Linked DNA regions of Homo sapiens: region 2 is linked to region 1. Evidence: chromatin loops called from intact Hi-C (ENCODE). Cell type or tissue: A673. All regions are shown on one strand. Each heading gives the region's core, and the rest is flanking DNA. Links, peaks and the distances in the headings are about the cores only.

Region 1 (15,374 bases), core at 3,931-11,930:
TTGCAAGAGGAAAAGAGCTCTGGAGATGGATGCTGCTGATGGCTACACCGCAATGTGAATGTGCATGATGCTTAAATATGGTTAAGATGGGCCGGGCGCGGTGGCTCACGCCTGTAATCCCAGCACTTTGGGAGGCCGAGGCGGGCAGATCACGAGGTCAGGAGATCGAGACCATCTTGGCTAACACGGTGAAACCCCATCTCTACTATAAATACAAAAAATTAGCCGGGCGTGGGGGCGGGCACCTGTGGTCCCAGCTACTCGGGAGGCTGAGGCAGGAGAATGGCATGAACCTGGGAGGTGGAGCTTGCAGTGAGCCGAGATCACGCCACTGCACTCCAGGCTGGGCGACAGAGCGAGACTCCGTCTCAAAAAAAAAAAAAAAAAAAAAATGGTTAAGATGGCCAGACGTGGTAGCTCACACCTGTAATCCCAGCACTTTGGGAGGACAAGACAGGAGGATTGCTTGAGCCCAGGAGTTTGAGACTAGCCTATGCAACACAGTGAGACCTCATCTTTACTAAAAATCAAAAAAATTAGCCAGGCATGGTGGCGTGTGCCTATAGTCCCAGCTACTCAGGTGGCTGAGGTGGGAGGATTGCTTGAGCCTGGTAAATCAAGGCTGCAGTGAGCCATAATGACACCACTGCACTCCAGCCTGGACCACAGAGCAAGACCCTATCTCAAAAAAATAAAGGTTAAGATGGTTAATTTTATTTTTTATCTTTTGAGATGGAATTTCGCTCTTGTCACCCAGGCTGGAGTACAATGGCATGATCTCCACTCACTGCAACCTCCACCTCCTGGGTTCAAGAGATTCTCCTGCCTCAGCCTCCTGAGTAGCTGGGATTACAGGCACCCACTATCACACCCGGCTAATTTTTGTATTTTTATTAGAGTTGGGGTTTCACCATATTGGCCAGGCTGGTCTCAAACTCCTGACCTCAGGTGATCCACCCACCTCAGCCTCCCAAAGTGCTGGGATTACAGGTCTGAGGTACCATGCCCGACCAAGATGGTTAATTTTATGTTATGTGTATTTTACTATCAAAATAAAAAACCAAACCCCAAAAGACACTATATCTGCAATGGGGCTACTACTTGGCTGAGTTTGCTCTAGTCCTTTAGGGTCCATGTGGTTTTTGTAGGATCTAAACTAACTAATGCAATGAAGATGTGATGGAACCTTTACGTCTTTAGGAGTGACATCCATTTTTGGCATCCTCTGGGATTCCAGATTGCTCTGATTTACTGTCTTGGGGGCAGGGAGCAGTGTTGAATTTATACGTGACCTTCCCCTCTGTGATAGCTCTCACCACAGGCCAAAGAGTTAATGTGGGGGCTGTGCCAAGTGTCAAGTCTCTATATTCCAATTACACATTCGAGGACCAGAGAAATGGCCACAGTGGCCACTCGCCCAGTGGACCCATTGCAAGCCAGACAAGGCCAGGATTCCTTTCAATCTGGCCACCACCATGTCACCACTCTGAGAGGGACAGATGATGACCTTGGATCTCAGGATCAATGTGAGCTTCAACACTATGTCCAATGGTCCTAGAAATGGGTGTGTATTCCACCCTCCCTATGGTACAATAACCCGATAAATGCTGTAGGCTTCTTTGGGGATAGCCAGGTAAGTCATTCCTGTGTATTTTGCTGGGTCCTTCTCCTGGGGACCCAGCCTTCCTTCCCGGTCTGAAAACTGTTTCAGGTATGGGAGGATCATTACTTTTTATTTGGGCCATTGCCACAGTCTCCTGACCATCCTTTGTCCACTTTAATTGTCCAGTCCATAGAGTGCCCTTGCTGGCCACTCCAGCCCGGGACTTCAAAGCTGCAGGGGGCCATGCGTGGTGGCTCGTGCCTGTAATCCCAGAACTTTGGGAAGCTGAGGCAGGCGGATCACTTGAGGTCAGGAGTTTGAGACCAGCCTGGCCAACAAGGTGAAACCTGTCTCTACTAAAAGTACAAAAAAAAAATTAGCCGGGTACAGTGACTTGCGCCTGTAATCCCAGCTACTTGGGACACTGAGGCAGGAGAATCGCTTGTACCCATGAGGCACAGGTTGCAGTGAGGCAAGATTGCGCCACTACATTCCAGCCTGGGTGACAGAGCGAGACTCCATCTCAAAAACAAAAAACAAACAAGCATAATGATAAAAGGGTCATTTCATCAAGAAGATAAAGACATTTCTATTTTGAAATATATTTTTATGGATATTTTGATACCTGCCGTTTCTTTGTGTTGGGAACATTACAATTCTTCTCTTCTGGCTATTTGGAAATGTGTGTGTGTGTGTTTGTCTGTGTGTTTATTTACTTATTTTAGAAACAGGGTCTGGTTGTGTCAGCCAGGCTGGAGTGCAGTGATGCAATCACAGCTCACTGTAATCTCCAGCTCCTGGGCTCAAGGGACTCTCCTGCCTCTCCCTCCCAAATAGCTAGGACTACAGGTACGTGCCACCATGCTGGGAAAACTTTTTAAAAAAATTTTGGCCGGGCGCAGTGGCTCACGCCTGTAATCCCAGTACTTTGGGTAGCCGAGGCGGGTGGATCACGAGGTCAGGAGATGGAGACCATCCTGGCTAACATGGTGAAACCCCGTCTCTACTAAAAATACAAAAAACTAGCCGGGCATGGTGGCGGGCGCCTGTAGTCCCAGCTACTCAGGAGGCTGAGGCAGGAGAATGGCGTGGACCCGGGAAGCAGAGCTTGCAGTGAACTGAGATCGCACCACTGCACTCCAGCCCGGGCGACAGAGCGAGACTCCATCACAAAAAAAAAAAAAAAAAAAAAAAAAAAAAATTTGTGGAGACAGGGTCTCACTATGCTGGCCAGGCTGGCCTTGAACATCTGGCCTCAAACAATCCTCAGCCTCCCAAAGTGTTGGGATTATAGGAATGAATATATTTTTTATTGATATTTTGACACCTGTCCTTTCTTTGTGTTGGATACATTACAATTTTAAAAATTCCAAATGTGGGCCAGGCAGGTGGCAGTTGCCTGTAATCCCAGCACTTTGAGAGGCTGAGCCAAGAGGATCACTTCAGCCCAAGAGTTTGAGACCAGCCTGGGCAACATGGCGAAACCCTATTTCTACAAAAAATAAAAAAGTTAACTGGGCGTGGTGCCACACACCTATGGTCCCAGCTACTCAGAAGGCTAAGGTGACAGGATGGCTTGAGCCCAGGAAGTTGGGGCTGCAGTGAGCCACGATCAAGCCACTGCCCTCCAGCCTGGGCAAGGTCCCTTCTCAAAAAAAAAAAAAAAAAAATCCAACTGTGTATGCACTTAGTAACAGGGCTTCAAAATATAAGAAGTAAAAACTGGTAACTGAAAGAAATACTCAAATTCACAATTATAGTTGGGGATTTCAACACTCTTCTCAGAGTAATTGATAAAACAGGTATAGAGAAAGCCAGTAAAGGTATAGAAGACTTGAACAACCTTATCAATAAACTCAGTCTAATTGACCATTCTTGAATCTTACACCCAACATCAGCTATTCTATTCACATTCTGAAGGGCTTGTAGAACAGTCACCAAAGGTAGGCCATCTGCTGGGCCATAAAAGAAGTCTCAATAGACTTACAGGAACTGAAATTATACAGTGTATGTTCTTTGACCACACAATATTAAATTAAAAACCAACAACAGAAAGATAGCCAGAAACTGGCGGGGCATGGCCGTAATCCCAACACTTTGGGAAGCCTCAGCGGGTGGATCACTTGAGGTCAGGAATTTGAGACCAGTCTGGCGAAACTGGGTTTCTACTAAAAATACAAAAATTTCAACATGGTGAAACTGGGTTTCTACTAAAAAATACAGAAATTAGCCGGGCATGGTAGCAGGTGCCTGGAATCCCAGCTGCACGGGAGGTTGAGGCAGGAGAATTGCTTGAACCCAGTAGGCAGAGGTTGCAGTGAGCCAAGATCACGCCATTGCACTCCAGCCTGGGTGACAAGAGTGAAACTCTGTCTCAAAAAAATAAAAAATAATAAATAAATACATTTAAAAATAAATACATTAAAAAAAATTAGCTGGGTGTGATGGCACATGCCTGCTATCCCAGCTACTCTGGAGGCTGAGGCAAAAGAATTGCTTTAACCCAGGAGGTGGAGGTTGCAGTGAGCCGAGATCGCACCACTGCACTCCAAGCTGGGCAACAAGAACAAAACTCCATCAAAAAAAAAAAAAAAAAAAAAGAAAGAAAAGAAAGAGAGAAAAAAGGGAGAGAGAGCCAGAAACTCCTCAGATTCTTGGAAATTAAACAATTTTTTTTTTTTTTTGAGACAAAGTTTCGCTCTTGTTGCCCAGGATGGAGTGCAATGGCACCATCTTGGCTCACTGCAACTTCTGCCTCCTGGGTTCAAGCGATTCTCCTGCCTCAGCCTCCAGAGTGTCTGGGATTACAGGTGTGCACCACCACACTCGGCTAATTTTGTATTTTTAGTAGAGATGGGGGTTTCGCCATGTTGGTCTGGCTGGTCTCGAACTCATGACCTCAAGCAATCTGCCCTCCTCAGCCTCCCAGAGTGCTGGGATTACAGGCATGAGCCACCCTGCCTGGCCCGAAATTAACAATGACTTATAAATAACTAATGAGTCAAAGATGAAATCACAAGGTAAACTCGAGAATGTTAAGAACTAAATGGAAATGAAAATACAACAACATAGCAAGATTTATGAGATATAGCTAAAACAATGCTTGTGGGTACATTTAGAGTTTTTTTTTTTTTTTGGAGATAGAGTCTCACTCTGTTACCCAGGCTGGAGTGCAGTGGCACGATCTCGGCTCACTGCAACTTCCGCCTCCCAGGTTCAAGTGATTGTCCTGCCTCAGCCTCCAGAGTAGCTGGGACTACAGGTGCATGCCGCTACGCCCAGCTAATTTTTTGCATTTTAGTAGAGACAGGGTTTCACCATGTTGCCCAGGCTGGTCTCGAACTCCTGAGCTCAGGCAATCCGCCCGTCTCGGCCTCCCAAAATGCTAGGATTACAGGCGTGAGCCACCATGCTGGCCTGCGGGTACATTCAGAGTTTTAAAGGATTATGCTAGAAAAGTAACACCTAGGGTGCATTGGCTCACGCCTGTAATCCTAGCACTTTGGGAGGCCAAGGCGGGCGGATCACCTGAGGTTGGGAATTCCAGACCAGCCTGACCAACATGGAGAAACCCGTCTCTACTAAAAATACGAAATTAGCCAGGCGTGGTGGCACATGCCTCTAATCCCAGCTACTTGGGAGGCTGAGGCAGGAGACTTACTTGAACCCAGGAGGCAGACGTTGTGGTGAGCCAAGATCGTGTCATTGCACTCCAGCCTGGGCAACAAGAGCGAAACTCCGTCTCAAAAAAAAAAAAAGAAAAAAGAAAAGAGAAAAGTAACATCTAAAAGCGATTATTGGCCAGGTGATTGCACCAATGCACTCCAGCCTGGGTGACAGAGCGAGACTGTCTCAAAACAAACAAACAAACAAATAAAACAAAACAAAAGAAAAGAAAAGCAATTATCTGGCCAGGCATGGTGGCTCATGTCTGTAACCCCAGCACTTTGGGAGGGCAAGGTGGGCAGATCACTTGAGGTCAGGAGTTCGAGACCAACTTGGACAACATGACGAAACCCCTGTAATCCAAGTTACTCAGGAGGCTGAGGCAGGAGAATCACTTGAACCCAGGAAGCAGAGGTTGCGGTGAGCTGAGATTGCCCCACTGCACTCCAGCCTGGGTGACAGAGTGAGACTCTGTCTCAAAAAAATGAAAATAAAAAAAGCAATTATCTAAACTTCCAGCTTAAGAAGCTAGAAAAAGATGAGCCAATTAAATCCAAAATGTGTCAAAGGAAGGAAATAAAAAGAACAGAAATCTAGAAAACAGAAAATAGATGAAATACTTGAAACCAAAAGCTGATTTATTTAAATCATCAATAAAATTGATAAACTAAGCTTGACTACTAAAGAAAAAAGAAATGTTGCAAGTTATTAATATTGGGGATGAAAGAGGGGAGTCACTATAGATGCCACAGACATTAAATGAATCATAATTTGGCAGGGTATGGTGGCTCATGCCTGTAACCCAGCACTTTGGGAGGTTGAGGCAAGCAGATCACTTGAGGTCAGGGGTTCGAGACCACCCTGGCCAACATGGTGAAACCCCATGTTCAACAACAAAATACAAAAAATACAAAAATTAGCCAGGCATGATTGCGGGTGCCTGTAATCCCAGCTACTCGGGAGGCTGAGGCAGGAGAATCATTTGAACCTGGGAGGTGGAGGTTGCAGTGAGCCAAGATTGTGCCACTGCACTCCAGCCTGGGCCACTGAGTGAGACTCTGTCTCCAAAAAAGAAAAGAAAGAAGTGCAGGCCAGGTGCAGTGGCTCATGCCTGTAAGCCCAGCACTTTGGGAGGCTGAGGGTGGATCACGAGGTCAGGAGATCGAGACCATCCTAGCTAACATGGTGAAACCCCATCTCTACAAAAAGTACAAAAAATTAGCTGGGCATGATGGCGGGTGCCTGTAGTCCCAGCTCCTCAGGAGGCTAAGGCAGAAGAATGACGTGAACTCAGGAGGCGGAGCTTGCAGTGAGCTGAGATTGCGCCACTGCATTCCAGCCTGGGCGACATAGTGAGACTCCATCTCAAAAAAAAAAAAAAAAAAAAAAAAGAAATGCAAAGATCCTTATATTCATTATTCATGCAATGCAACATTATACAGCAACAAGCATGCACAAATTCCTGCTACCCACTACAGCACTGATGTTGTGGATGGTTATTCCCTTTAGGGAGAAGAGGTCCCCATATTTGGCAGAAAGCAAGAGAAGCACTTCTGGGGTGCTGGTGATGTCTTCCTTGATCTGGGGACGGGTTAATGGGTGCATTCCTTTATGATCATGCATTAAGCCGTACAATTACGATTTGTGCATTTTTTCTGCAACTGCCCTTTATGAATACCCAGATGGTTTCTGTACCATGTGGTATCATAGGTAAGATACTAGCGCCCAGCACAGGGCCTGGTATATATAAGATGCTCAATAAATGCCTGTTTGGCCCTTGAGAATGCTCACTATGAATTAGGTATAATGGTGCTATCTACCAGGCTCTCCCTCTGCACCAGGCCCTGCTCTGATGTGTGCCTGGTAACTCACCTAATCTTTATACAAACTTGACAAGGTAGATACTATTATTGCCCCATTTTCAGATGAGAAAACTGAAGTGCAGAGGGGCCAAGGAACTTACCTAAGGCCACACAGCTAGGAGGTGCATGGAGGTGGGTTTGGACTGTAAGACTCCGGACCCTTTGGTTTATAACATTTTTACTCAACTAGTTAGCCGCCTCATCACCAGTTAGGAAGCCCCTCCAGGTCATTCCCGCTGATGCTGAATCTAACTTGAGTTATTGTCCTGCTGAGGACAGAAGGTAGTTCTGCTCTCTGAGTGATCCTAGGTGTCAAGATGAATGTGTGGCCGTTTCGCCCAAATCTCCCTCATCTGGTGGGCGTTTGGTTGGAAGGCAGTTCTTTCTCTGGGAGCCTGCTCACCAACGGTGAGGAAGCGACTCGGGCACCGTCTTGGGCTCCGGCCTCTGCTGGGTGGGGCTGCGGGCTGGGAGCAGTCGCCTCCAGTGTGTTGGCCACAGTCACACTGGTGCAGAGCTCCCGCTGATTATCTCCTGCACATGAGGGCCCTTTAGCTCTTCACACAGCAATTACTTGATGCATAAAACCAACATCGTTTTTCTTTAAGGCCCTTGAGAAACATACAATTATACCTCAGCTTTTTATTATCATGAGGAAAAATAGAATTACCCTTGACTGTGTGTCTTTTGTCATAATCACGGAGTTCTTGTTAAAAATTTGAGTGGGGGAACGTTTATTGTGATTTGTAGCAAGACCGCCCCAAGAGATGACGCCCAGGTGGGATCCCGGGTGGGGCGCGGGACCCAGCGCTTGGGAATTTGCTCGGCCCCTAGGTGGAGCCAGAGGGCCACAGACCGAGAGACGGAGCGCCTTGCGGCTTACGGGAAGCAACGCGGAGAATTTCACAGGTCATGTCACTTTTATTTATTTATTTATTTATTTATTTATTTATTTATTTATTTATTTATTTGAGACGGAGTCTCGCTCTGTCGCCCAGGCTGGAGTGCAGTGGCGCGATCTCGGCTCACTGCAAGCTCCGCCTCCCGGGTTCACGCCATTCTCCTGCCTCAGCCTCCCCAGTAGCTGGGACTACAGGGGCCTGCCACCACGCCCGGCTAATTTTTTTGTATTATTAGTAGAGACGGGGTTTCACCGTGTTAGCCAAGATGGTCTCGATCTCCTGACCTCGTGATCCGCCCGCCTCGGCCTCCCAAAGTGCTGTGATTACAGGCGTGAGCCACCGCGCCCGGCCAGGTCATGTCACTTAGATCTCCTCCCACTAACCCCGTTAATTTGCAGGCACCGGGGCACGGCTATAATTCTAGTTATAAAGTTTGACCTACTTAAAGAGATGATCTCCAAATGCTGCTTTTGGGAAATGAATGTATGTCTACTCCAAACATAGAGGTGTTTTTCTTCTCCGGGAAATGACCCATTTATTTTTGACCTTCCCTCTTGGATTATGGGTCCCGCTTTCAAATGGGTCGTTTATGAGTTTTAGGTCTCTTTGGAGTGGTTCATTCTGGGGTCAGAGCACTTGACTTTAAAGATCAGGTTAGGCCAGGCACAGTGACTCATGCCTGTAATCCCAGCACTTCGGGAGGCCAAGGCAGGAGGATCACTTGAGTCCAGGACTTCGAGACCAGCCTGGGAAACATACTGAGACCCCGTCTCTATAAAAATCAAAAGAATTAGCTGGCCATGGTTGGTGGTGCACACCTGTAGTCCCAGCTACTCAGGAGGCTCAGGTGGGAGAACCTCTTTAGTCCAGGAGGTTGAGGCTGCAGTGAGCTGTGATCATGCCACTGTACTCCAGCCTGGGGGACAGAGCAAGACATTGTCTCAAAGAAAAAAAAAAAAAGGCCGGGTGCGGTGGCTCACCCCTGTAATCCCAGCACTTTGGGAGGCCGAGGTGGGTGGATCACCTGAGGTCAGGAGTTCGAGACCAGCCTGACCAACATGGAGAAACCCTGTCTCTACTAAAAATAGAAAATTAGCCAGGCATGGTGGCACATGGCATGCCTGTAATCCCAGCTGCTTGGGAGGCTGAGGCAGGAGAATCTCTTGAACCCGAGAGGCGGAGTCTGTGGTGAGCTGAGATGGCACCATTGCACTCCAGCCTAGGCCACAAGAGCAAAATTCCGTCTCAAAAAAAAAAAAGGTTCAGTTAGGAGGAGAGGCTGTTCCTTTTTTTTTTTTTTTTTTGAGATGGTCTTACTCTGATGTCCAGATGATCTCCCCAGGCTCAGGAGATCCTCCCGCCTCAGCCTCCCATGTAGCTGGTACCACAGGTGCACACCACCATGCCCGGCTAATTTTTTTTTTTTTTTGAGACGGGGTTTTGCCATGTTGCCCAGGCTGGTCTGGAACTCCTAGGCTCAAGTGATCCACCTGCCTCAGCCTCCCCAAGTGCTGGGATTACAGAGGAGAGCCATCGTGCCCCTCTAAGTAGCCTCTTCTGTTTGTCTTTTAGATGTGTCGGCCCTTTGGGAACAGAAGACTATGTGTATGCTTCAGCATTTACTCACATTTCCTGCTGGCAACAGACTTAGGGTCTTGTCTATTCAATTCCATGGACAAGAGGAATAATCATGAAGTGTCTATCATCTCTGCAGAGGATAAACACAAGAGCTAAATTCATTAACATGAAAGAAACACAGTGGCTGTGTGAACAGAGCGGCTCTCCGGCTGCATCCTGTATGATTCCTGGGAGGCTGTGATGGCAGACCCTGGAGAATCCTGCAGTGTCCTCCTCTTGTGTGAATCCCAGCTTGAACCAGTTAGGGTCTTCTCCTTGGGCCAAGGTGATCTGAATCCCTCCCATCTGGTCAAACGCATCCATTCCTGCAGCCCCCAGGACCCCAGGGCTGCTTGGCTTCTCAAGCTGATTCACAAAGCTGTACACAGCCCTTCCTCTATGCCAGGCCCTGTTCCACACACCTTTCTTTTTTTCTTTTTTTTTTTTTTTTGAGACGGAGTCTCGCTCTGTTACCCAGGCTGGAGTGCATTGGTGTGATCTTGGCTCACTGCAATTTCTGCTTCCTGGGTTCAATCAATCCTCCCACCTCAGCCTCCAGAGTAGCTGGGACTGCAGGTGTGTGCCACCACAACCGGCTAATTTTTTTTCTTTTTTTTCAGACGGAGTCTCGCTCTGTCGCCCAGGCTGGAGTGCAATGGTGTGATCTCGGCTCACTGCAAGCTCTGCCTCCCTGGTTCATGCCATTCTCTAGCCTCAGCCTCCCGAGTAGCTAGGACTACAGGTGCCCGCCACCACGCCCGGCTAATTTTTTTTTTTTTTTTGTATTTTTAGTAGAGGCGGGGTTTCACTGTGTTAGCCAGGATGGTCTCAATCTCCTGACCTCGTGATCCACCTGCCTCAGCCTCCCAAAGTACTGGGATTACAGGCGTGAGTCACTGCACACTCGGCTAATTTTTTAATTTTTTGTGGAGGTGGGGTCTCTGTATGTTGCCCAGGCTGGTCTTGAACCCCTGGCCTCAAGTGATCCTCCTGCCTTGGCCTCCCAAAGTGCTGGGATTCCAGGAGTCAGCCACTGAGCCTGGTCCTCTTCTATTTTAGAGCTCTGAGTTATATAAATCTTCAGTTCAAAAACTGACATTTATTATGTTTAATGGAGTCAAATACACTAATAGTTAATATTTTAGAATGCTTAATTGCATGTCTTCCCTTACTTGTTCAGTTCTCACAGCACTATGATCACATTACTGATGAAGCAACCTGCCCAGTGAGTGGGTAGGTGACCTGCCTGGGTAGGAAGTAAAGCTATGATACAGAATTTTGACTGGATGGTCCACACCCTTAACCACGAGGCAGGCTCACTACTTCCTTAAAAATATAAAGAAAGAGGCCGGCCTTGGTGGCTTACGCATGTAATCCCAGCACTTTGGGAGGTCAAGGCAGGCGGAACACAAGGTCAGGAGATGGAGACCATCCTGGCTCACACGGTGAAATGCTGTCTTTACTAAAAATACAAAAAATTAGCCGGGTGTGGTGGCACATGCCTGTAGTTCCAGCTACTCGGGAGGCTGAGGCAGGAGAATCCCTTGAACCCAGGAGGCGGAGGTTTGCAGTGAGCTGAGATTGTGCCAGCGACAGCCTGGGCAACAGAGTGAGACTCTGTTTCAAAAAAAAAAAAAAAATTTAAAGAAAGAAAATTGTCCACAACCTCACATCCCAGATATTCCCATTAATTTAAAAAAATTGGAACATAAACATAAAAATGCATAAAACATATGCACAATGTAAAACATTTATTGTAAGCATGTACACTATTCCCCAGGTCAAGAAAACATGAACACTCCCGACCCCCAGGTGATCCCCCAGCGCAATCCTCTCGCTTCCGTTGAGAGGTACCCGCTATCCTGAGTTTTGTGATAATAATTTCCTTGTTCTTTATAGCTTTACCACCTACTTATGTTCTCCTAACAGAGTTTTAGATCATTGCGTGTGTGGCATGATACTATAGGTATTCGTTGGTTTTTTTCTTTTGTTTTTTTTTTTTTTTGTTGTTGTTGTTTTTGAGACGGAGTCTTGCATTGTCAACTGGGCTGGAGTGCAAAGGCGTGATCTTGGCTCACTGCAACCTCTGCCTCCTGGGTTCAAGCGATTCTCCTGCCTCAGTCTCCCGAGTAGAGAAGGGTTTTTTTTTTTTTTTGAGACGGAGTCTCACTCAGTCGCCCAGGCTGGAGTACAGTGGCATGATCTTGGCTCACTGCAAGCTCACAGGCATGAGCCACCGCGCCCGGCCGAGAAGGGGTTTCATCTTGTTGGCCAGATCGGTCTTTTTTTTTTTTTTTTTTTCTGAGACGGAGTCTCGCTCTGTTGCCCAGGCTGGAGTGCAATGGCGGGATCTCGGCTCACTGCAAGCTCCGCCTCCCAGGTTCATGCCATTCTCCTGCCTCAGCCTCCCGAGTAGCTGGGACTACAGGTGCCCACCACCACGCCCAGCTAATTTTTTGTATTTTTAGTAGAGACGGGGTTTCACTATGTTAGCCAGACTGGTCTTGAATTCCTGACCTCGTGATCTGCCCACCTTGGCCCGCCAAAGTGCTGGGATTACAGGCGTGAGCCACCGTGCCCGGCCAGGGATTCTTTTATATCTTCCTCCTTTTCCTCAATATTATGATTCCTGGCCAGGCATGGTGGCTCACACCTGAAATCCCAGCGTTCTGGGAGGCCAAAGTGGGGAGACTGCTTGAGCCCAGGAGTTCAAGACCAGCCTGGGCAACATGGTGAGAACCCCATTTCTACAAAAAATAGAAAAACAGCCAGTGGCGTGTGCCTGGGGTTTCAGCTACTTGAGATGCCGAGGTGGGAGGACCGCTGAAGCCAGTGAGGTACAGGCAGCAGTGAGTCTTTTTTTTGAGATGGGGTCTCACTTCATGCCCAGGCTGGAGTGCAGTGGCGCGACCTTGAGTCACTGCAGCCTCCGCCCTCTGGGTTCAAGTGATTCTCCTGCCTCAGCCTCCCGAGTAGCTGGGACTACAGGTGCGCGCTGCCGTGCCCAGCTAATTTTTGTATTTTTAGTAGAGATGGGGTTTCACCATCTTGGCCAGGATGATCTTGAACTCCTGACCTCGTGATCTGCCTGCCTCGGCCTCTTAAAGTACTGGGATTACAGGCGTGAGCCACCACGCCCAGCCCTATTTAAACCATATATAGATATATACATATTTTTTCTTTTTTTTTTTTTGAGACAAAGTCTTGCTCTGCGGCCCAGGCTGGAGTGCAGTGGTGGGATCTCGGCTTACCGTAAGCTCCGCCTCCCAGGTTCAAGCCATTCTCCTGCCTCAGCCTCCTGAGTAGCTGGGACTACAGGCGCCCGCCATCACGCCCGGCTAATTTTTTGTATTTTTAGTAGAGATGGGGTTTCACCGTGTTAGCCAGTATGGTCTTGATCTCCTGACCTTGTGATCTGCCCACCTCGGCCTCCCAAAGTGCTGGGATTACAGGCATGAGCCACTGCGCCCGGCCTAAACCATATATTTAAAGATAGTTTAAAATATTTAAAGATTGTTTAAAGTGACAGTTTGTCAATATTTTTAAAGAGTATAAGCTAAATATAATGAATTAATATCTGCTGTTGATATAATAATTATCTCTATGAAGTCATTCATAAAATATTTATTGAGTACCTACTATGTGCTAGGCACTCTTCTTGGAGCTTGGGATACAGCAGTGAATAAAACAGTAAAAAATTCCTGCTCTATACCTTCTAGTTGGGGGAGAGGCAATAAACATATGGGTGCAATACGTATTAAATGGTGTTAGGTGCTAACGAGAAAAATAAACCAGGGAGGAAAACTGGGAGTACTGGAGAAGAGTGGGGGGACTGCAATGGGCCTAATAGAGAATGGCTGGGGAAGGCCTTATTTAGAAGGTGATGTTTGCCTGAGTAAAGGGTGGCCCAGGCAGAGGAAGGAGCAAGCGTGAAGCCTCTGAGATATGTCCGGCACATTCGAAGACTGTCCGGGAGCTCAGGGTGGCTGGAGCTAAGTGAGCCAGGGGAGAGAGCTCATGAGGTCAGAAGCGTGGATGTGGCTGTGGGGCAGAACCCTGAATGCCACAGTGAGGACTGTTCAGATCCCAGATTCATTGTGAAGGCAGAGCTTGCAGGATGTGCTGATGGTTTGGATGAGGGGTGTGAGGGAGAGAGAGAGTCACGGGTGACTCCTTGGGTCTTGGCTTGACCAACTGGAGGGACGGGACTGCAATTTCCTGGGATGGCCATTTCTGAGGGGCATCAGGACAAGGTGAGTGTCGGGTACCTGCCATGCAACCAAAGTGAGATTTGGTGCAGACAAGGGATACATGGATCTGGAATTTAGGGGAGAGCTCTGAGCTGGCCAGAGATATGTATTATACAGATGGGACTTAAAGTGATGAGACAGGCTGGGTGCAGTGGCTCATGCCTGTAATCCCAGGACTTTGGGAGGCCAAGGCGGACAGATCACCTGAGATCGCGAGTTCAAGACCAGCCTGGCCAACATGGTGAAACCCTGTCTCTACTAAAAATAAAAAAATTAGCTGAGTGTGGTGGTGGGGGCCTGTAATTCCAGCTACTCTGGAGGCTGGAGCACGACAATCTCTTGAACCCGGGTGGCAGAGGTTGCAGTGAGCCGAGATCGCGCCACTGCACTCCAGCCTGGGCAGCAGAGCGAGACTTTGTCTCAAAAAAATAAAAATAACAATAAATTTAGAGTGATGAGACAGCCAGGCATGGTGGCTCATGCCTGTAATCCCAGCACTTTGGTTTGGGAGGCCAGGATGGGTGGATCGCTTGAGCCCAGGAGTTCGAGACCAGCCTGACCAGACTCTATAAAGAAATACAAAAAATAGCCGGGCATGGTGGTGTGTGCCTGTGGTCTCAGCTACTCAGGAGGCTGATGTGGGAGGATCATGTGAGCCCAGGAGGTCGAGGCTGCAGTGAGTTGTGATTGCACCACTGTGCTCCAGCCTGGGTGACAGAATGAAACCCTGTCTGAAGGAAAAAAAAAAAAAAGTGATGAGACAGAATGAGACCTCAAGAGTTCAAGCACTGCTTGGGGCTTGTCTAAAGTTCTGACAGGAGGCAGGGAGGCAGTGCCAGCAGAGCAGGCTGAGCAGTGGCCAGCGAGGGAGGAAGACGGACGTGAGGGAGGAGCGCTTCCAGGATAGGGAGGTCACATCTGCTCAATGCCGTTGAGAGGTCAAGGAAAATGACTTCTGACAACAGATTATCGGATTTAGCAACTTGGAAGGAATTAGTGACCTTGATAGATTGACTGGTAGAATCAAAAACCAAACTGGAACAGGTTCAAAGGAGGATGGGAGGTGAGGGGAGAGGGTGTGTGTGTAAGCAGCTCTTTTGAGATGTTTTGCTGAAAGCAGGGATAGAAATGGCCCATAGCTTGAGGAGCAAGTAGAAAATAGCCTAACACGAGAAGGTGAGACTGTGGAAGGTGCAAAATCAGTGTAAATCCATTAGCACTATGGCCAAAATCATTCACAAGGTTTTTGCTGAGGAATTGGGCGCCCCCATTGCCATCCTTAAAAACAGGGCAACATCATAAGTAGTAATCTGGAGCACTATTTTCTTTCTACAGTGCAGAATGGGTACATGATAATCTCTGGGCTGAGCTGTTATCTTTTCTGGGTCCCTCTACCACCTTCGGGGTAGTGATGTGAGCAGGAGGGACAGATGCTGTCTCAGGTGGAAGGGTAGCCACACCCTTTCCCAAAAGT
Region 2 (15,374 bases), core at 2,839-10,838, 300 kb after region 1:
ACTTTGCAGATATTCTTCCTTTTTTTATTTGGCATTCATTATGCTGAGAAGGCTGCTGAGAAGCTGAGAAGGCTGCTGTTGGTGTAATTGCTGCTCCTGTCTAGGAAGTTTGTCATTTCTATCTTTTCTCACATTGAAAGACTGCTTTGAAGACATTCTCTTTGTCTTTGGTGATATGTAGCTTCACTACAATGGAGGGTATTTTTTGTTTTGTTTTTAGAGTGAAGTTTTTGTTTATCTTGTGTGTGACTCACTGTGATTCTTAAAGCTGAATATTTATGTCCTGCATCAATTGTGGGAAAATTCTCAGTCATTCTCTCTTTGAATATTTTCTTTGCCCTCATTATGTTTATTTTGTCCTTCTGGAATTCCTATTACTCATTGATTGGTTCATTCATCCAACAAACATATATATACACACATGCATATATATATATATTTTGAGCCTGCTGAGTGTCAGATGCTGTCCCAGGCACTGAGGACACAAGCAATGAACCAAAACAGCTGAAAGCTTCATTCCGTGGAGTTTGTATTCCACTGGGGAACACAGGCAATCCACAATAAACAGAAATACGTGTTGTTCAACCACAGACTCCAAATGCTCTAAAGAAGAAAGCAGAGTACAAGGTTAGCAAAAGATGGGGGCTGATAAGTTTTCATATCTTTTGCTTCTTTTTTGTTATCTATTTCTCTGCCAGGCTTTTTGAGTAATCTTCAGATCCAGCTTCCATGTATATTTTCTTTGCACAGCTGTTTTTTAAAACCTTCCCAGTTGTATTATTTTGCATGGCTGTGTCACAAATTACTGCAAACTTAGTGGCTTAAAACAGCACTCACCATGAGCTCACAGTTGTGTGGGTCTGATGCCTGGCGTGGTGTAGCTGGGTGTTCTGCTCAGGATATCACAAGGTTCAGGACATCAAAGTATCGAGTGGGTTGAGTTCTCATCTGGAGGCCCTGGGGAAAAGTCCACATCCATGCTCACTCCTTGTTGTTGGCAGAATTCAGTTCCTTGAGGCTGGAGGACTGAGGTCCCATTTCCTTGCTGGCTGTCAGCTGGGTCCGTTTTCAGCACCTGGAAGCCACCACATTCCTGCCATGTAGCCTCGTGTGTCTTCAAGCCAGCAGTGGTGAACAGAAACCCTCCCGTGCTTCGCATCCTTGACTTCCTTTTCTGTGACCAGCCAGAGAAAAGGGCTCGTGTGGTCAGGTTAGGCCTACTCAGGTCATCTCCCTGTTTTAAGGTCACCCGTGCCGCAAAACGGAACCTGCTCTGGGGAGTCGAGTTTGTCCTCTTCACCTTCCAGGGGATCTTGCAGGGCGTGGACACCAAGGGCCGGAAGTCTTGGAGCCCATGTTGGAATTCTGCAATTAAATTCTGCAATTAAAATGTTAATGATTGTGTGTTTCCTTTCTTTTTTTTTTTTTTGAGACAGAGTCTCTCTCCCACCTCAGCCTCCCAAGTAGCTGGGACTACAGGCACCCGCCACCACGCCCGGCTAACGAAGTCTGGCTAATTTTTTGTATTTTTAGTAGAGACAGGGTTTCACTGTGTTAGCCAGGATGGTCTCGATCTCCTGATCTCGTGATCTGCCCGCCTCGGCCTCCCAAAGTGCTGGGATTACAGGCGTGAGCCACCGCGCCTGCCCCCCCCTTTTTTTTTTTTGAGATGGAGTCTCGCTCTGTCGCCCAGGCTGGAGTGCAGTGGTGCAATCTCGGCTCACTGTAGCCTCTGCTTCCCGGGTTCAAGTGATTCTCCTGCCTCAGCCTCCTGAGTAGCTGGGATTACAGGTGCCTGCCACCACACCTGCCTAATTTTTGTATTTTTAGTAGAGACAGGATTTCACCATGTTGGTCAGGCTGGTCTCAAACTCCTGACCTCAAGTGATCCACCCACATTTCTAGAAATTTTATGTTTTTTTTCTAGTTTTGAGGGAGTCTTATTCTTTCCCTGTGGATTCTCTTCCTTCTTTTTCTTTTTTCTCTGTCTTTGGTCACCCTAGACATATTTATTTTAGAGCAAGCTTTTTCAACCTGTGTGGTCCGTGGGACAAATGTGGCCCAGGATGGCTTTGAATGTGGCCCAACACGAATTCATAAACTTTCTTAAAACATTATGAGATTTTTTTTGTGATATATATATATATCACAAAAAAATGTGTGTGTGTGTGTTTATGTGTATATATATATAAGCTCATCAGCTGTCATCAGTGTTTAGTGTATTTTATGTGTGGCCCAAGACGGTTCTTCTTCCAGTGTGGCCCAGGGAAGCCGAAAGATTGGACACCTCTGTTTGAGAGTCTCTGACATTGTCCTGTTAGCCCCAGGCGCTTGTCTGCTTCCTGTGCGTCGGCTGGTGGGGGATCATTGTTTTCTGGGTTTAGATTGGGTGCATCCTCATCAGGAATTGTGATTTTTTTTTTTTTTGAGACGGAGTCTCACTCTGTCACCCAGGCTGGAGTGCAGTGGCGTGATCTCGGCTCACTGCAACCTCTGCCTCCCGGGTTCAAGCGATTCTCCTGCCTCAACCTCCCGAGTAGCTAGGATTACAGGCACGTGCCACCACACCTGGCTAATTTTTAAAAAATATTTTTGGTAGAGACGGGGTTTCACCATATTGGTCAGGCTGGTCTCGAACTCCTGACCTTGTGATCCTCCGGCCTCGGCCTCCCAAAGTGCTAGGATTACAGGCGTGAGCCACCGCGCCCGGCCTGGATTGTGGTTTTTATCTGCAGGAGCTCCGTGTCCTCTGGGGAGTGGGAGCATCCCTCCCCTTTTGTTTCTGGAGGCTCAGGCCGGGAGGTTTCATGGGCGGTGTCCCTCTGGGAGCAGCTTTATGATGCTGTCTCTGCCTTGGGTGGTCCAGTTCATATCCCACACCCACGAGGACAAGGCGTTGGGTGTGGGTTCCTCACTGGAGACCTTCTTTTCCTTGATCCTGTGGTGGAGACAGGCCATCTCACTCCCGTGGCCAGTGGTGAGAACTTTCCTTCAGAGACCACGGTGTTGGACCGTGTTGGCATCATTCCAGTTCTCTGCATCTTTTGGGCTTGAGGCCTCCCCTGTCCTGCCTGGGTGCTGAGACACAGCTCCAAGTTCCAAGCTCTCCAGGCTTCTTCCTGGTGTCTCATCACCCCAACCTGGGGCCCCTGGACACCAGCTCCTGCTTCCTCACCTTCAGTTTCCCCTTCCTTCCTGGCACCCGGTGATTTCCTTCTCTTCTTGGGAACTCATCTTCTGTGTGCTGTTTTTTTTTGAAACAGCGTCTTGCTCTGTCACTCAGGCTGGAGTGCAGTGGCGCCATCTCGGCTCATGGGAGCCTTTATCTCCTCGGCTCAAGCGACCCTCCCACCTCAGCTTCCTGAACAGGTGGGACCACAGGCGCATGGCGCCAAGCCCAGCTAAGTTGTTGTATTTTTTGTAGAGATGAGATTTCACTATGTTGCCAGGCTGGTCTTGAACTCCTGGTCTGAAGTGATCCTCCTGCCTCGGCCTCCCAAAATACTGGGATTACAGCATGGGCCACTGCACCTGGCCGAGGAGAGCTCTTTTTGGTGGCACCTGTTGGACTCTGCGGAACATATTGATGGATAGGGTTCCATGGGTGGAAAGCCACGAGCCCAGAGTCCTCTGTGTTTTCTGGGACCCCACCCCATGCCGCGAACCCTCTTTTTCTTGCAGAGGAGGTGCTTCCTGAGAAGGAGAAGATCCTGGACAAGCTGGAGCTGAGCTTGATCCACAGCAGAGGGGACAGTTCCGAACTCAGGCCAGGTCTGGGGCTCTTCTGTGTTCTCTACCTGTGCCCCATGGTCCCTTGAGGGTGCCCTCTGGACCCTGTTCAGCCTCCCACAGTCTCCCAGGCGCCGTCCCCTTGGCCCCAGGCCTGATTGGAGCTGGCAGGTGGGAGCCTGGATTCACCAGCCCCTCACAGCCAATGCCGGGGACAGCCTCTCCCCTACTCTCTCCTGAGCCCTGCTGTGCCCTTGCCGCTAAGAGAGAGGAGAGCTGGTCATAGAGCCTGGCCTGGGGGATTTGGGGCTCAGCTGGAAGCTTTGCATACCTCTAGGCCCTGGAATGTTCTGGAACAGTTGTCCTCAGATCAGCCCCCTCAGGCAGCTCTGTCTTTGAACTTGAACTGTACTTTTCACAGCGCTCTCCTGTCCTACTCCTGGGTGGTCCTGATGTGGTCGGGGAGGAGCACTAGGACCTGGAGCTAAGCCTCCCTGCCCAGGACAGAGAGAGAGGCCGTTGGCTTGTTTAAGACCCTTCTGGGCAGCGAGTCCCCTGAGGACAAGAGGATGTTTTCTACTTGCCTCCTGGGTCCCCCGTGCTTGGCAGAGAGAGGCCGCTGGGCACTGCTTTTTGGATGGATGGATGAATGAATGTGATCTGTCCCCGGCAGATGACACCAAGGCTGAGGAGAAGGAGCCCATTGAAACACAGCAAAATGGTGACAAAGAGGAAGATGACGAGGGGAAGAAGGAGGACAAGAAGGGGAAATTCAAGTTCATGTTCAACATCGCGGACGGGGGCTTCACGGGTATTGGGGTTGGGGGTTGGGCAGAGAGCTGAGGCTTCCTGACTGTGGGTCCCAGGAGTCTAGACCAGTGGTTAACTTTATACTAGAGTGTGACTGGTTGATGGAAGTCCATCGTATAACCTTTCTTAGCCACCCTGGAACACTGGACCTCTGGGGGTGGAGGCAGTGGCAAGTAGGGAGGGAGCGGCTCTCCAAGCCTGCCTGTGCGTGAGAGCTGGGGCACTTCTCACCCTGCTCACCTTGGCTTGTTTCCCAGAGTTGCACACGCTGTGGCAGAACGAGGAGCGGGCTGCTGTATCCTCTGGGAAAATCTACGACATCTGGCACCGGCGCCATGACTACTGGCTGCTGGCGGGCATCGTGACGTATCCTTGGCCAGGCCGGGCTGGGCAGGGACTTGCCCGTTCCTCCGTGGACCTCGGGGAGAGCCCTCTGAGAGCTCCGGGGGAAGCCTTCCTCGTTCTTCCTCAATCTTCCTCACTTCTGGCGGTGGCTAGAAATCCTCGGCATTGCTGTGTCGCCCGCTCCCCGCCGCTGTCATCCCGGCTTCTTCCTTATGTGTCTCTGTCTGGGTCCACATTGCTCTCTCTTTTTTTTTTTTTTTTTGAGATAGAGTTTCACTCTGTCACCCAGGCTGGAGTGTAGCAGCTTGATCTCGGCTCACTGCAACTGCTGCCTCCCGGGTTCAAGCGATTCTCCTGCCTCAGCCTCCTGAGTAGCTGGGATTACAGGTGTGCCCCACCACACCTGGCTAATTTTTGTATTTTTAGTAGAGACGGGGTTTCACCATGTTGGCTAGGCTGGTCTCGAACTCCTGACCTCAAGTGATCCACCCACCTTGGCCTCCCAAAGTGCTGAGATTACAGGCGTCAGCCACCACACCCGGCCTTTTTCTTTTTCTTTTTTTTTTGAGATGGAGTCTCGCTCTGTGGCCTAGGCTGAAGTGCAGTGGTGCGATCTCAGCTCACTGCAACCTCTGCCTCCTGGGTTCAAGTGATTCTTCTGCCTCAGCCTCCTGAGTAGCTGGGACTACAGGCATGCACCACCACTCCCAGCTAGTTTTTGTAATTTTAGTAGAGACGGGGTTTCGCCTTGTTGGCCAGGCTGGTCTCGAGCTCCTGGCCTCAAGTGATCTGCCCACCTTGGCCTCCCAAAATGCTGGGATTACAGGCGCGAGCCACCATGCCTGGCCCCAAATTTTCCTCTTCTTACAAGCATCCCAGTCATTGAGTTTAGGGCCCACCCTAGTCCAGCATGACCCTTTCTTAACTTCATTACATCTGCAAATACTCTATTTCCGAAAAAGGTTCCCATTCACAGGCACTGGGGGCAAGACTTAAACGTATGCACCCCAGGTTGTTGGGGTGAAGAGTTAACCCTCTGAAGCCCCGGGGCTGTGTCTGGTGCACCCAGGGCACCTGTCAGTGTCTGCTGATACTGTCACTGTTGTGTCATCAATATGTTCCTCGTGCAGCTGGGCTTAAGGACTTGCCTGAGAGCGTACAGCCAGAATGCCGACCCCCGGGCTGGCCCCTCCCCCTCCCTGAGCTGCCTCCCCCTACGGCCCCACCACTTCTAACGGCCAGGTTTGCCCTTAATGGTGCCCCACCCAGGCACGGCTACGCCCGCTGGCAGGACATCCAGAATGACCCACGGTACATGATCCTCAACGAGCCCTTCAAGTCTGAGGTCCACAAGGGCAACTACCTGGAGATGAAGAACAAGTTCCTGGCCCGCAGGTTTAAGGTCTGTCTTCTGAAGGGCCAGGGCTGCACGGGGCAGGGAGGGACGGTGTCAGGAGGACCCTCGCAAAGGCAAAGGAATTAGAGAGCAGCAACCCCTCCCCGTGTACCTGGGTCACGCTGCCACGAAGCAGCAGTATGTCCATCAACTAACAGTGGTGGATCCTTGCTCTGGCCCTGGCCCCACTGGGAAGTATCTGCCGCCTTGGGGTGTTGGGGTACAGAGAACCCAGCTTGGTGACAGCTCCAAGGGTTGGCCACCACCAGGCCAGGGTGGGCAGCAGATGGCAGTACGTCCTCTTTCCCTCCTTTCTGCCGGGAGCCTTGGCCTGGGGTGGGCGCTGGTGGAGCACGGAGGGTAGCCATTCAGCGGGAGGGGCCGGGCCGACGCTGCGCCCCGCCCCCAGCTGCTGGAGCAGGCGTTGGTCATTGAGGAGCAGCTCCGGAGGGCCGCGTACCTGAACATGACGCAGGACCCCAACCACCCCGCCATGGCCCTCAACGCCCGCCTGGCTGAAGTGGAGTGCCTCGCCGAGAGCCACCAGCACCTGTCCAAGGAGTCCCTTGCTGGGAACAAGCCTGCCAATGCCGTCCTGCACAAGGGTGAGCAAGTCCTGCCCCCCACGGTGCAGCCCCCCGCCCTTCCTCCTGCCCAGCGAGCGCTCTTGGCTGTAGATGAGGGCACTGATGGGGTAGGGGCTGGGGACAGATGTCAGCCCAGAGGGCGGTGGACTTCTGGGCCAAGATGGAACAGTCCTGTCATCAGACCCCTTATCTCCCCTGCAGGGAAACTGAGGCTGCTTGCTTCTCCAGCCTGTTTCTCAAGCCTGCTCTGTGCGGGCCCCGGCCCGGGCTAGTGACACAGAAAACCACGAAACTGTAAAGGCTTCTGAGTCCTGACAGCGTGACTTAAATGCACTGTGTCTTTAGCCCGGGCAATACCCATCAGCCTGGAGCCTTCTCCTTGGCCCCGTGTGGGAAGGGAAGTAGTTTGCCCAAGATCTCCCAGGATTCAGAGCTTTGGTGCTGGCTGCACATCTCTGCCTGTGGTCACAGGGCACACTTCTGCCCTCGGGGCTCCCGGCTGGTTGGGGGAGGGGTGGCCCTGTGGTGAGAGTTGCTGGACCCCTCCCTGTGCCCTGCAGCCCTCCCTGGTGTACTCTGATCCTGTGCCCAGTAGGGCCTGGGGCTGCAGGTCTCCCTGAGAACTCTTAGGAGGGAAGCCCAGCGTCAGGCAGCGCTTCTGGCTGGCTCGTCTGCAGCCCGTGGGCCCTTGCCCAGCCCAGAGGGGCTCCTGGGAGGAGTTCTTTGGAAGCTCCTGCTGTGTCCCCACTTGGCAGTGCTGCCTGCAGCTTGGGAGGGCCTGGTGCAGGGCACCCCCTGGTGCCCGGTTCTGGGCAAGTGCAGTCATACACCCTTGCAAATAAGCCCCAGCTCTCGGGCTACCTCCCCTGGCACAGCCCTTCATCCCTCCATCCCTCCATGCCTCCATCCTTCCACCCCTCCATCATCCCTCCATGCCTCCGTCCTTCCACCCCTCCATCCCTCTATTCTTTCACCCCTCAATCCCTCATCCCTTATCCCTCCATCCTTCCACACCTCCATCCTTCCATCCCTCCATAATTCTTCCATGCCTCCAACCCTCCATCCCTCTGTCTCTCCATCATCCCTCCTTCCCTTCATCATCCCTCCATTCCTCCATCCTTCCACCCCTCCATCCTTCCATCCTTCCATTATCCCTCCATGCCTCTGTCCTTCCACTCCATCCCTCATCCCTCTGTCATCCTTCATCCCTCCATCCTTCCACCCCTCCATCCCTCCATTATCCCTTCATCATACCTCCATCCCTTCATCCTTCCATCTCTCCGTCATCCCTTCATCATCTCCATCATTGCTTCATCCCTCCATCATCCTTCCATTCTCCCTCCATCCTTCCACCCCCATCCCCCATCTCTCCATCATCTCTCCATCCTTCCATCTCTCCATCTCTCTACCCGTCCATCCCTCCATCATCCCTTCGTCCTTCCATTCCTCCATCCCTCCATTATCCCTTCATCATACCTTCATCCCTTCATCCCTCCGTCTCTCCATCTTCCCTCTATCATCTCTCCATCATCACTCCATCCCTCTATCATCCTTCCGTCATCTCTCCATCCCTCCATCCTTCCACCCGTCCATCTCTCCATCATCCCTCCATCTCTCCACCCCTCCAACCCTCCATCATCCCTCCATCTTTCCACCCCTCCATCATTCCTCCATCCCTCCATCATCCCTCTATGCCTCCATGTCTCCACCATCCCTCCATCATCCCTCCATCTCTCCATCATCCCTCCATCCCTCCATCCCTCCATCCCTTCACCCCTCCATCACCCATCCCTCCACCGTCCCTTCATCCCTCCATCCCCCATCTCTCCATCATCCCTCCATCCTTCCATCCCTCCATCATCCCGTCCCTCCACCTTCCTTCCATCCTTCCATCTTCCATTATCCCTCCATCTCTCCATCCTTCCACCCCTCCATCCCTCCATCATCCCTCCATCCCTCCATCTCTCCATTATCCTTCATCATCCCTCCATCCCTCCATTATTCCTCCATCATCCCTTCATTCTTCCATCATCCCTCCATCCCTCCATCATCCCTCCATCTCTCCATCATCCATCATCCCTCATCCCTCCATCATCCCTCCATCTCTCCATCATCCCTCCATCCCTATATTATCCCTCCATCATCCCTTCATTTTTCCATCATCCCTTCATCCCTCCATCATCGCTTCATCCCTATATCCCTTTATCTATCCATCATCCCTTCATCATCCCTACATCCCTTTATCTCTCCATCATCCCTTCATTATCCCTCCATCCCTCCATCTCTCCACCGCTCCATCCCTCCATCGTCCCTCCATCTATCCATCATCCCTTCATCATCCCTCCATCCCTCCATTATCCCTCCCTCATCCCTTCATTCCTCCATCATCCCTCCATCCCTCCATTTCTCCACCCCTCCATTCCTCCATCATCCCTCCATCTCTCCATCATTCCTTCATTATCCCTCCATCCCTCCAACATCCAACCATCATCCTTTCATCATCCCTCCATCTCTCCACTCCGCCATCCCACCATCATCCCTCCATCTCTCCATCATCCCTTCATTATCCCTCCATCCCTCCATCATCCCTCCATCCCTCCATCATCCCTCCATCCCTCCATCTTCCCCCATCCCTCCACCTTCCCTCCATCCCTCCATCTTCGCTCCATTATCCCTACATTATCCCTCCATCCCTCCGTCCTTCCACCCCTCCATTCGTCCGTCCTTCCACCCCTCCATCATCCTTCCATCGCTCCATCATTCCTCCATCCCTCCATCTTCCCTCCATTATCCCTCCATCATCCCTCCATCATCCCTCCATCCTTCCACCCCTCCATCCTTCCACCCCTCCACCCCTCCTCTCCTCCATCCCTCCACCCCTCCACCCCTCCATCCCTCCATCCTTCCATCCCTCCATCCTTCCACTGCTCCACCCCTCCACCCCTCCACCCCTCCATCCCTCCATCCTTCCACTCCTCCATCCCTCCACCCCTCCATCCCTGCATCCTACCATCCCTCCGCCTCCCACCACAGTCCTGAACCAGCTGGAGGAGCTGCTGAGCGACATGAAGGCCGACGTGACCCGGCTGCCATCCATGCTGTCCCGCATCCCCCCGGTGGCCGCCCGGCTGCAGATGTCGGAGCGCAGCATCCTGAGCCGCCTGACCAACCGCGCCGGGGACCCCACCATCCAGCAGGTCAGGCTCGGCCTGTGTGCCCCGGCCCGAGCCCCCTGGCGTGCCCCTGGGTGGAGGCTGGGTGGGGGGCCTGAGACCACCTGTGAAGCTGAGTCCTTGCCTCCAGGGCGCTTTCGGCTCCTCCCAGATGTACAGCAACAACTTTGGGCCCAACTTCCGGGGCCCTGGACCGGGAGGGATTGTCAACTACAACCAGATGCCCCTGGGGCCCTATGTGACCGGTAGGTGCCCGTCCGCTCCGGGCAGCATGCACACGGGTGCCCGCCGGGCCCGGCCTGCCTGCTGCTGCCAACGTCAGGCAAGCCCGGCTCTCCTCTTTTTTTGACAGATATCTAGCCGTCCTCGAGACTTCCCTGTGTTGCAGCGCTCATTTCCAGCTGAGGTGAGGGCTGCTGGGTGCTGTGTTCCTCCCCGCCACCCCATTGCTGGCAAACCAGGCCTGGCCACAGTCAGCCCTGCCCCTGCACTTGACTCCCGTCCCTAAGTCCTGGAGCTTTTACTGCCTCCGGCGGCTTTGAGAGCCACCCACCTGCCTGGAGCCCCTCTACCTTGCCCCCTTGGCCCTGGGACCACCTTGTGGCCAGCGTGTCTGTCCACTGGGAGGCTGGGGTGGCAGGACATGAAGGGGTCGGTGGACTTGGGTGAGCTCCTGTGTGTGCACATGTGTTCTCATTTGCACACATGTTCCCAGCGGAAGTCAGAGACTGCTGCCCCCGCCTGGAGCCCTGTCCTGCCCCTGCTGTCCTGCTGGTGGCAGACATCACATCTTGTCTTACACCCTCACTTCCTGCCCAGGACCAGGAGGGTGGCTGAGGGTTTTGTGGGGGCTATTGGCCAGGAGAGGGGGCTTATTTCAGAGAAACTGCCAGTTCATTCTGGTCTTCTCTGGGGCCACCAGCCTCCACTACGCTGTGTCTGTCCCTGTGGGAACCGTGTCTTGCTGGAGGAGGCTCCAGAGGGGCTTCCTGGCTGGCTGCCCCTGCCCACTGCTGCTTCCTGGGTGCTCTCGGCACTCTGGGTGTAGCTCATGGCCTGGCCCGGCAGCCTGTGGCTGGGAGGTCATGGCTGGGGGGCACCCCGATCATAGTTGGTTGTGATAGGTGGAGAAGCAGCTACAGGCTGTTGGGTGCCACCCTGATGCCCCCTATAACTGCCCACCTGCTTAACCCACTGATTTGCGTTTTGCAGCCACGCCTGCCGGGCCACCTGCCCGACCCACATGGGAGAGAAAAGCTGCCACCTTTTTAGGAGCCAGCGCCACCTTGGGACAAAAAGGGAAACCTAGTAATGCCATCACATGGAGGACGAGGCCCAGCTCAGCTGGGCCAGAGCCCAGAAGTGCCACCTCATCATAATTCAAGTGTTCTTCCACACAGCGTTGCCCCCACAACCACGCCGGACGTGCCCCCTCGCCACCTTTTCCAGACGACTTCTTAGAAGAGATTTCATTTATTTGTACATCTTTTGCACTTTCCTATTGAAGACTTGAACACGTTTGTCTTGATAAAAGTTGGATGACGTATGGAAGATTCGAACCTGCAGCACTGATGTCTCTTTACCGATGGGTTCCAGACCCAAGGTAGTCCTGGCACTGCCCTGTGGACTCAGCCCAGCTGGGGAGGACATGGCGCCCGGTGCCCTAGGAGCCCTCAGTGTCCCCTACCTGACCTGTCTGCACCTGTGTGACAGCCCCTTCTGATTTGGCCCCCTGCCCGCTTGGAGCCTCCCAGCACCAGACAGGGCAGGTTTGGGGAGCCGCTGTCCAGCCCTATGGTGAGACCCTGGCTGACATTTCCCCTCCTTCCTGCCAAGGCTGGAGGCCGCCAGGTGTTTGCTCTCTCCTTGTGGGGAGGTGGATCCTCTGCCAGCAGGTGTCTGTCCCCGGCCCAGCGCATCTTGAAGGCCCTGGACTCTGTTACCAGTGGGGGGCCTGTGGCCCCGGCTCTTCACAGCAGGCAGAAGCGTATGATCCCAGGGAGGGTGGGCTGGGGGGGGGGCAGCACTTGCCTCGGAGCCACTGCTGCGTTGGGTTTGCCTTCTGCCAGAGGTGTGGTTAAGGGCAGTGATAGCTGCGCCCCAGCAAGGAGGGTCATGGGCCCTGAGCTGGCCCAGGAGACCCTGGCCCTGCCCTGTGCCCTGGGATGCCTACCCTGCCCACCTCCGGAGGTGGAACCGGGCTGCCCCTGGGGGCCTGGACTTGTCCCATTCCCCTGTCCCTGGAAAGGCCTTCCCGGGGGCTTTTTGCCTGAGGCTGCACTCTTGGAAGGCGTGGGGAGAGTTCTGCCTGGAGGGGGACTGGACCCAGTGCCCTCTGCAGACCCCTCCCAGCCGCAGCACCAAGGGCTTGCTGCCTTGTTTCCTGCCAGGAGCGCCCTGACATCCCAAAACCATCTTCCCACATGTGGGTTGTTGGAATCCCACCCACTCCCCCGGACCCTGCCCCTCCAAGTTGGGGACGGAGATGGGGAGCAGGTCAGGCCCTCCCTAGGCCTGTTTGTGTGTGATCCTTCTCCTGGCCCCAGGTCGACCTGGAAGGCGTTTCTGAGTCTTGTACTGGGACCTTCCCAGGGAAGGTGCCTTGGGGTGCAGAATCCTGGGAATGTTAGGAAAGGGCTGCGTGAAAAACCCAGCTGGGCCTGGGGTGGAGGTGCACACGGGCTGGGGCTCAGCTCCTTGGAGAGGGCCTGCCTGGGACTGAGGGGGCCAGGGCTGGGTCAGGATTCACCAGCTTGTGTTGCAGACACTGGAGCGATTGCCTGGCCCTCCCTAAGCCCTATATGCCTCACTCATAATGAGGCTGTCTCTGAACCCCGGAGGGCGGGACCTACAAGTCCTTCCTCTTGGCGCATTCCCACACTCCAGTCTGGATCCAGGTCTGCAAGGCCAGCCCGACCCTGACACTGCACGTGGGCGTAGTGGGGAGCACCCTGGAGTGGAGATGATTGTCAGCGGGCTCACATGTTATGGTTCATCCACATGCGTGTTGTGTGCTCTGCGGTGCCTCCTGGCAAAGGGTCCTGGCTCGGGTCAGAAGCTCACTCCCGTGCCCTCGTCCCCAAACAAGCAGTGGCAAGCACTGGGGTTGGCCCTCGTTGGGAGCAGTGCCCACCTTCCTTGGCCCACAGCAGATAGGTCCCGAGCAGCAGGACTGGAGGCCTGTGGCGGTCAGGGCAGGGGTCTGTGTCTCCACCCCAAGGGCTGATGGTCCCTCCCCTGTGCGCCTTCCTCTCAGGCAGGCTTGCTCTGTCCCTTCCTCTCTGCTTCCCTCCCAGGCCTCGCCAGGGCTCCCTTCTCCTCTGCCTGGTTAGACTCGGGCACCCAGGAAAGCCTGGCCAGGGCTCCTTTGGGCCTGGGCCCCCTGCACTGCCTGGTCCAGAAGGGGTGGTGCTGTCCGTGGCCAGCACCCCGGGGCCCGGGAGGGGTGGGCTACTAGAGTCAGAGCGGGTTTGGGGCTGACCAGTTTGGGAGAGGAGAAAAGATCTGAGAATGTCCTTCTTGGTTTGTCAGTCATCTCTGCCAAAAGTGGTGATGGTGGTGTCCGTATGTTTGGCGTCTTTGGGCTGGGTTTGGTTTTTGCTGCTGGTAGAATCAGGGTCCTCGGGCATGAACGCGAGCCCAAAGTGCCAGTCTGCGATTGGAAATTTCCAGCCACTTTAAGCCAGTGCTGAGTAGGGCTTCTGCAGAGCCATGTTTGAGCCAAGGTCTTGGAAGGCATTGCCCCATGGGCTCAGGTGACTCGGGGTGGAGTGAGCACGTCTGCAGGGCCCTCTCATACACGCCTGAGGCAGAAGCAGCGTCCCCCGTGAAAGCCACCTTCCGAAGCTCCTGCGTTTTTTGCAAACTTGGCTTCCCCCAGGGGCAGGCTGGACTTTCCCTGCCCCCTATGATTGAAGTCCTCCTGCTTTTGGGGGCTGCCTTCCCAGAGTCCCCCGGGTGCTCCCCTGCCGAGGTCAGGAGCTGACCAAGCCTTGGCCCGGTGACACCTGCAGCCCTCACTCCTGTCATCCCAGGACACTTGAGGCCCAAGGAGGTGGAGTGGAGAGTGGGCTCGGGTACATGGGAGCCAGAAGCCAGATGGACTTGGTCAAGTGTCGGTCACTTGGAGCCTCCAGTGTGCGTCAGGGTCTGTGGGCAGGGGACAGGGCGTGGGTGGGGGCCGAGGCTGGCACGCCCCTCTGCCCTCACCGTCTTGGTGACCTGGCCTCGGCCCCTCCCCCAAGTCTCTTCTGTGCAAGGCCCGCCTCGGCCTCGGCAGCTGGTTCCTGTCCTGTTTTCTGTGTCTGAAAGTTTACAGGTTGTGGTGCATCAGCCCAAACTCACTGGCGTTGTGTTTTTTTTTTCTTTAATTTTCAGATTTTTTTTTTAAACAAAGTATTTTTTTAGGTGCGATAACCCAGAAAGGGCCCGTTGGGTGTGTGTGTGTGTCCTGAACTCCTCAAGCAGCGATTGGAGCCCAAGCACCCCTGGAGAGGAAGGGAGGGTCCCCACTGGCCCGTGGGGTCTGAGTTCAGGGGTGTGGAGGGAGCAGACTCCACCGGCCCAGGCCCAGCTAAGAGGGGGCCGACCCCTTTCCCCAGGCACAGCCCCAGGCTGGCAAAGGGAGGGCCCTGGGCTGGGTGCAAGGCGCGCCAGGAGTCCCAGCCAGGGTGGCCCCGGCGGGGGCGGGTCCAGCTTTGGAAGCCAGGCTCCCCTGTGAGCCGTGGCTTGTCTGGTCTTCGCCCACGGGAGGCTGGACAGAGGCTGTAGCCAACACAATCACCTTTACTTTGTACTCTGTGTGTATGTTTTGGTTTTCTGTGTTTTAATAAATCCTTTGGGAAAGGATTTAATCAGAGGCTTTTTCTTTTTAAGATTCAAGATTTAGAATGGGGGTGGGGGCTGGGGCCAGGGAGGAGTGGTGGGGGGTGGGGGCGTGTCCGGAAGCCTTCTCTTGCCTGGGATGGTCATTTCACGGGTGCAGGGGCTCACTGGGAAGGAGGGGAGCCCGAAACAGGGGTGTGCTGGGGTGAGGCCCCTCTCACCTGTACCCCAAACACATACCATGAGAGCTTCCCCAGGCCTGGACCTCTGTCCTTATGAGAACAGCAGCCAGCCAGGTCCCCAGAGGGACAGCAGCCTCCCAGCAAGCAGCTTTGGGCCCTCAGAGTTGGTGAAAGAGAATGTGTGTGTTGGGGGCGGCAGGGGAGGCACGCACCCTCCCTTGGCTGAATCGCTTGGGAGAGATGGGGGACAGGTCTTCTGACCACCCTGTCCCCATTCTCTGTCCCCGCTCTCTCTCCACGGGCCCTTTCCAACCCACCTGCCCTTGGC

What was found. Peaks named below come from ENCODE experiments on the same cell type or tissue, not always from the same donor. Only the 100,000 strongest peaks of a DNase experiment are listed, where the experiment ranks them.
Region 2: a loop joins it to region 1, with 6 times the contacts of the local background. A loop is called at or near these places in 2 of 110 quality-filtered maps.

The regions. Positions count from the first base shown.
Region 1 is chr1:6,397,436-6,412,809 of GRCh38, reverse strand. No RefSeq gene overlaps it. Among named protein-coding and RNA genes, the nearest start is that of ACOT7, 11 kb to the right of the region's middle. In A673, for the core only: a CTCF peak has its summit at 7,964 (motif pointing right); a DNase peak (open chromatin) is centred at 7,989.
Region 2 is chr1:6,101,306-6,116,679 of GRCh38, reverse strand. CHD5 (chromodomain helicase DNA binding protein 5) reads left to right here. Exons shown (of 42, transcript NM_015557.3): 34 at 3,682-3,771; 35 at 4,403-4,540; 36 at 4,797-4,905; 37 at 6,154-6,286; 38 at 6,690-6,885; 39 at 9,901-10,064; 40 at 10,171-10,285; 41 at 10,393-10,446; 42 at 11,253-14,893. The coding sequence ends at 10,400. Among named protein-coding and RNA genes, the nearest start is that of KCNAB2, 63 kb to the right of the region's middle. RefSeq lists a silencer at 7,625-7,724 and enhancers at 13,550-14,049, 14,011-14,180, 14,050-14,551. In A673, for the core only: a CTCF peak has its summit at 7,655 (motif pointing left); a DNase peak (open chromatin) is centred at 7,619.